Regions from separate parts of the Homo sapiens genome. Here region 1 is linked to region 2. Evidence: chromatin contacts called from ENCODE Hi-C or POLR2A ChIA-PET data. All regions are on one chromosome and are shown on one strand. Each heading gives the region's core, a stretch centred on a gene start or an enhancer-like site at or near the end of the contact. The rest is flanking DNA. Distances are from core to core; before and after follow the strand shown.

Region 1 (2,700 bases), core at 88-2,587, 3.8 Mb after region 2:
GCGCGCTGACAGCCCTGAGCTCACAGTCCTGGCACCCTCCAGGCTCCGCTCCCACTTCCATACAAGGGCCGAGAGCCGGGGGTGCCACCCAGAGGCTTGTAGGTCGCTCTGCCCATCTCCAAAGCAAAAGCCCGCGCGCTCACGCACGCATCACCCAACTCGGTGGCTCCCCCCTTGCGTCTCCCCCAGCTCAGACCCAGGAAAGCGGAAAGAGAAAATCCCCCCTCCGCTCGGATTCACAGCGTGGGGACCCCCCCTTCCCCGCCCCTCCCCTCCCCCGCCGCCGCCCCCAGCCAGCTCTGCCTCGCAGCCTGGGGAGGGCGGCGTGGGGCCCGCGCGGCTGCGGCGCGCTCCCGGGGAACTTTTGCCTGGCCGGGGCCCAGGTGCGGCTGAGAGGCGCGGGGGCCGGCGGGGTCCAGCCAAAAGCGGACACACCTCGAAGCTGGCCTCATCAATCCTCCTCTCACCGGGCGCCCCTGCTAGGGGGATCCGACCTCCAGCTGCCAAGATGTGTGGGCAGGAGGGGCGCGAGCGGAGCGATGGACGCCCGCAGGGCCGCGCGAACCCGGGGCCTTAGACGCGGGTGCCGCCAGTCCCAGGGATCCTCCGGGTCGCGCCTCCCTGCAGGCGCTCCTCGCGGCGCGGGGCTCTAGCGTGCTGCAGCCTGCCCGGAGACCGCAAACTCCCGCAGCCAGAGTTTCCCGCAGCTCTGGGAGGCGGCCGCCGGGCAGGAGGCGACGGGCTAGGCGCGCCGGTGTGCACCGTGGGGCCCGTGGTGGGCGAAGTCGACCCAGGTTCCACTGCGTCCTTTCCCCGAGTGCCCGGCAGCCCGTGGGCTCTGGCCCCTTCCCGCCCGCCCCTCCAGCCCACGGCCCCCAGGCCCTCCCCGGCAATGCTCCCGGGCCGCCTGGCCCGCGTCGGAGCCCAAGCCTCACCCGCGGGAAGGCGCGCCGGGGAGCTGGGGAACCGGGGGGCCAAGGAGCCGGGAAACCGAGGGGCCGGGCGCGAGGGGCCGAGGGCGCCGGGAGGGGCAGGGGAGGGACGCCGCACTTCAACTCACCTTCAGCCGCAAGCCCTCGGGTGCCGATCACACTTGCTATGAAAGTGGCCACATACCAAATCATAGTACTACCGCGCCAGCCCGGAGCCTCATCCTATCGCAAAGTGCTCCCGCGCCCGCACGCGCCTCGCGCCCGAGCGCCCGCCTCGCGCCCGCCTCGCGCCGCCTACGCCCCGCGCCGGTGCTCCTGCAGCCCGGGTGGCCAGCTCTCCATCCCTCCTAGGCTCCGCTCGGCTCGGCGCGCGCCTCCCCGGCCCCGGCGCAGCGGCACCTGCACTACTCGCCCGGGCGGAGCGCAGCCAGGTCCACGGTGAAGCCTAGCCGGGCCGGGCCTCCGGAACCGCCCCCGCCGCCCGCCTATTGGGCGCCGCCCGCAAGCCGGGGGTCCGATTGGCTCAGCCTTCCGCCCGTCGCGGCGCGAAGGAGGCGAGCCCATTTCAAGGTGCGTTGAAGTGTGGCGAGCACAGAGCCGCAGAATCATGCGCATTGCCGGGGAGAAGGTGGTATAGCGTCTCTGCCCGCTTCTCTCTCGGCTCACACTGCGTGGCAAGTTTCTGGTGAGGGAAATGGTAGCTTCTAACGGGACCCTGGCGGGTCTCAATTACCCCGGACAGGTCTGAGGGAAGTGGAGCCCCCGCCCACTCATGGAACCCAACATCCGGTTTCCATCCGGCAAAAAGCAGTTCCCGAGAGGACCATGCTGATTCTATGATGGGGAAACCCAGGAGCCGGCGGCCCGGGAGAGCCGGGGAACGTCCTTCGCCGGAGATCTTTTCAAAGAGGTCACGCGCCGCCTCCCCACCCCGTCTCCCTCCGCACCCAGACACGTCCCCAGAGCAGCGCACCACCCCCTCCAAACGTGATGCAGACCGGGGGATGACTAAAATGACCTCTCAAAGTCGCTAAGATTTAGAGTGAGTCATTGGCTCAGCTGCGAAGTGCCACAGACCCCTCAGGAACACTCGTGCACACACACTCCACCCCCAGTGCTGGTCACTGCTGCTCATCATTACTGAATCCCGACTCCAAGCAGTCAAAGTTGGGTCTTTTTCCCACTTCTCCTGATAAAGGCTGCTTCCTCACGCACATGGTTCCTCCCCTCTCCACCTTACTCGGAGCCCAGCCCCGACTCGGCCGCATGAAACCAAGATGGGTTTGGGGGAAGCTTTAGGAGTCTGGGATGGAGGAGACCCAGGGAAAGGGAAGGAGCTTCTCATCCTACAGAGGAATGTAAATAGGAAACTGGAAGGTCTTCGTATGTTCCAGTCTCCCTACCCTAGCCTGTCTGCTTCCCCTCCCCCAATACAGTTGTATTTGCAGAAGAAATAAATGAGTGTCATGGAAACATCTACTACAAACAATCACCTCACACCAGCGCTCAGAGGCTGCAGTGAAGATGTTTGTTCTTTCAAGGAGTGAAGGCAGTGGTAAGAATCACACCGCTCCCTGGGATGGGCTGTTGGCCAAGGAAGGAAGGCAGAGGGTCAGCGAGCGAGAGCTCAGGAATTTCATCCTCTCAAAGCACTCGTTAGCCACAAAGCCCTGGCTCCAGGACATGAAGCTCCCAAAACAACAAGAAGGAGACTTGCTTCTGGGAAAGCGTGCACACAGGTACACACACATGCACAAAAAGTGGCCTT
Region 2 (2,700 bases), core at 167-2,666:
GGATTCTTCCACATTCATCCTAAAATGTTCCCTCCCCAAGGGGAGCTCCCCTCTTCGATACCACTCAAGTTCTGGCCTCCTAGAATAGAAATGGTTTTCTTGGTTTTTCTTTTCCTGCTTGTCTTCTAATCTGTAGGCTGCCCTATTTGTCCAGATGTTTTAGTTGGGAGGGTGAAATTTATTGACCTGCTGGTAACAGATTGGGGCCTGCAGTTTTTTTTTTTTCTCATCTTGCCAATTAAAACACGAAAAGGTTGCAGTAGTTCCAGAGCCATTAACATGCAGCCTCCTGCTGATCGTATATTTGAAACCAATTAAGATGCGAAGAATTATTTAGGACCCAAGTTGGGGGAAATTACTTAACCAGTTGAGAAGTTTGTGATTTGCCTTAGAGAACATAAAAGTGGGAAACAATTGTCCGTTCTAGGTGCTTGTCTTTACTACGGGTATCACCACTTAAAGCAGCCTTTCCACTCACACTGTCTCCTGAATAGACAAACTAGGCAGATACCTCCACTGAACAGATCAGAAATGTGAGGCTCTCGCAGCTGTGAGACAAAGGAATTGCTCTACGTCAATCTAAACTCAGATCTAGACTCCAGAGGGTGCCAAAAAAATATTTATCCCAGTTCCTAAATGTCTCTACTCTGTGGGGAAGCAACTTGTCCTCAGCAAGGCTGGCCTGAGCTGGAGCTTTCGGCCACCGGGCCTCCAGGCTCCGTCCAGTCTCAGGCCTCCCCCAGCCCATCCCCCAGCTCGCCAGCCTGTAGCATTTTGAAGCATTTGACGTCACTGCCTCTGTCCTGCTGACACTCTGACCATTTTCACACAGCTGTCTGCTCCCAGGAGGCGATGACGGGGCCCTGCCGGGCCGTGATGCCTCGTTGGTACTTCGACCTCTCCAAGGGAAAGTGCGTGCGCTTTATATATGGTGGCTGCGGCGGCAACAGGAACAATTTTGAGTCTGAGGATTATTGTATGGCTGTGTGTAAAGCGATGAGTAAGTCCTGCCTCGCGCTGGTCCCGTGCGGCAGCACCGTCCTGTCTGGCGTCCGTCTCCCTGCCGTCTTCGTGGCTGCATCTGTGTGGTGTCCCTGCCCACTCGGGTGTTTGCTGTCGGTCGTCTTCCCCTCATCTTTGTGCTTTCTAGATCTAGGCTTTGCTCTCCTGCCGGCAGTGGTAAGCTCAGTTCTCGTGTCCTGTGCTCACCGTGTGTCTGGTGGTGCTTGGTGGTGATGGTGCGTACCCACCTTGGTATAGCGGGCAGCACAGCCAGGGGCTTGTTCTTTCTTGTCTGGCTTTGGAGTCTGCAGGTCCCCAGGCCACTGTAGTATTGGTGGGGAAGGCAGCTGTCCCCTGGGCTGGCTCTAGCTTAGAGGCACTGAACATTCCTGTCTTTGAACTGCCCTGTCACTGACCCCTGTGATGCATGCCAGCTCATGGGGCGCCTCCTCTCGAAAGGAGTGACAGTGAAGTACTTTGGGCAGTCTAGAATATTGAAATATCTTGCATAATGCACTCTAGAGAGAGCTAGCAGCCAAGTGGTAGTGACTCACTCTGTTTCTTCAATATTTTGCAACCGGGTCACACAGCTTTAGGAAGTGAGAGGATTTCAGTTGGTGTGTGCTTTGGTGTGACAGGAAGGTCAGTGGTTCAGTTGAGTTGGGTTTATGCTGGACGTTGGTAGAAAGAGTTTCTACCAAGAGTTTTCCCTTTTCTCCATGGCTACTCCTTTTTCTCGTTAAGACCTTCAGTCTCTCACCTTGCAGCACTAACCTACACATTAGGAAAATCCTCAGGCCAGACAGTTTTTCTTGGTTCCTACTCTGGAATTTGTTGGAGTAATAATTTGCTATGAAGAATTTGGCTATAGCTTCTGACGGTTTTTCATTCACATGCCTTCATGTTCCCTCTTCCTTCCTTCTACCAAAAGATCTTTCAAATCTTAATGTAATATGGCAGTGCCTTGAGTGCTTCCCTTCCAGCTCCAGGAAAGCTGTTTTTATTCGGTAACAGTTGAAAGGTGAAAGAAAAGGAGGCCTTAGGGAACCTTGGTGAATAAACTTTGCGTTTTCAGGAAAGATTTAGAAATAGAAATTATTGTGATACTTACTGCTTTGTAAAACTTGGACTGAAGCCTGAGGAATCCCACTGAGTGTGGAGGTGGTGATCTCTACCCGAAGGGTCAGCTGGGTGGTGCTGTGAGACATGATGGAGTGGCAGGTCTGTAAAACTCCCGTTTGCTGTGGCTTGGATGAGATTTGCCTCGGAGAAGCTTTGTGTTCATGTTCTTGTGGGGCCTCTGCCTGGAGGGCTTTGCAGGTTGAGAAGCATCAAGTTTACTTCCAGTGGGAGCGTTTTTGTTCTTCTTTGAAGGGGCTGAGGCTGGCGGATGTGCCGGCTTCATGAGTGGGTGATTCCACAGGGACCGAGGGTGTCTTCAGAAAAAAGCATTTCGGCCCGCTGTCCTCTCCACTCTGGTCCCAGGGAGGCTGGAAGCAGCCTGTGTTTGCTGTTCCCTTTTTCCAGTCCAGCAATGTGAACCAAAGGCTCCGTCTCCAGCGCTCAGGCCTTTATAGCACAGGCATGTGTCACTGATCCGCATGATGGACTGCAGTGCTTGAAATTCTCCTCCACTGAACTTGCGAGTGTCTTGGGGAATGGCATTTACCAAGTTATCGATTCTAATTTAGTTAATCT

What was found. A loop is a pair of places that touch in the nucleus more often than their neighbours do. ChIA-PET counts read pairs that join two places held with the same protein, here RNA polymerase II (POLR2A). Pooled maps may share reads with other maps.
Region 1: a loop to region 2 is called in a map of ascending aorta, with 5 times the contacts of the local background. The contact joins the promoter of IGSF9B here to the enhancer-like site in region 2. A Hi-C loop is called at or near these places in 1 of 168 maps with a recorded cell type or tissue (ascending aorta) and 3 of 50 pooled maps. POLR2A ChIA-PET finds 5 or more read pairs at or near these places in 1 of 52 experiments (activated B cell).

What each region holds. Positions count from the first base shown.
Region 1 is chr11:133,955,631-133,958,330 of GRCh38, forward strand. IGSF9B (immunoglobulin superfamily member 9B) reads right to left here and starts at 1,338. Exons shown (of 20, transcript NM_001277285.4): 1 at 1,061-1,338. The coding sequence starts at 1,124. RefSeq lists a silencer at 1,167-1,516.
Region 2 is chr11:130,122,780-130,125,479 of GRCh38, forward strand. It overlaps APLP2 (amyloid beta precursor like protein 2), which reads left to right. Exons shown (of 17, transcript NM_001142276.2): 7 at 833-1,000. Among named protein-coding and RNA genes, the nearest start is that of ST14, 36 kb to the right of the region's middle. RefSeq lists enhancers at 445-946, 947-1,446. Within about 2 kb of position 1,417, at least 18 of the 41 ENCODE cell types and tissues checked have a DNase peak (open chromatin) inside an H3K27ac peak, as active enhancers do; they include ascending aorta, where a contact is called at or near this core.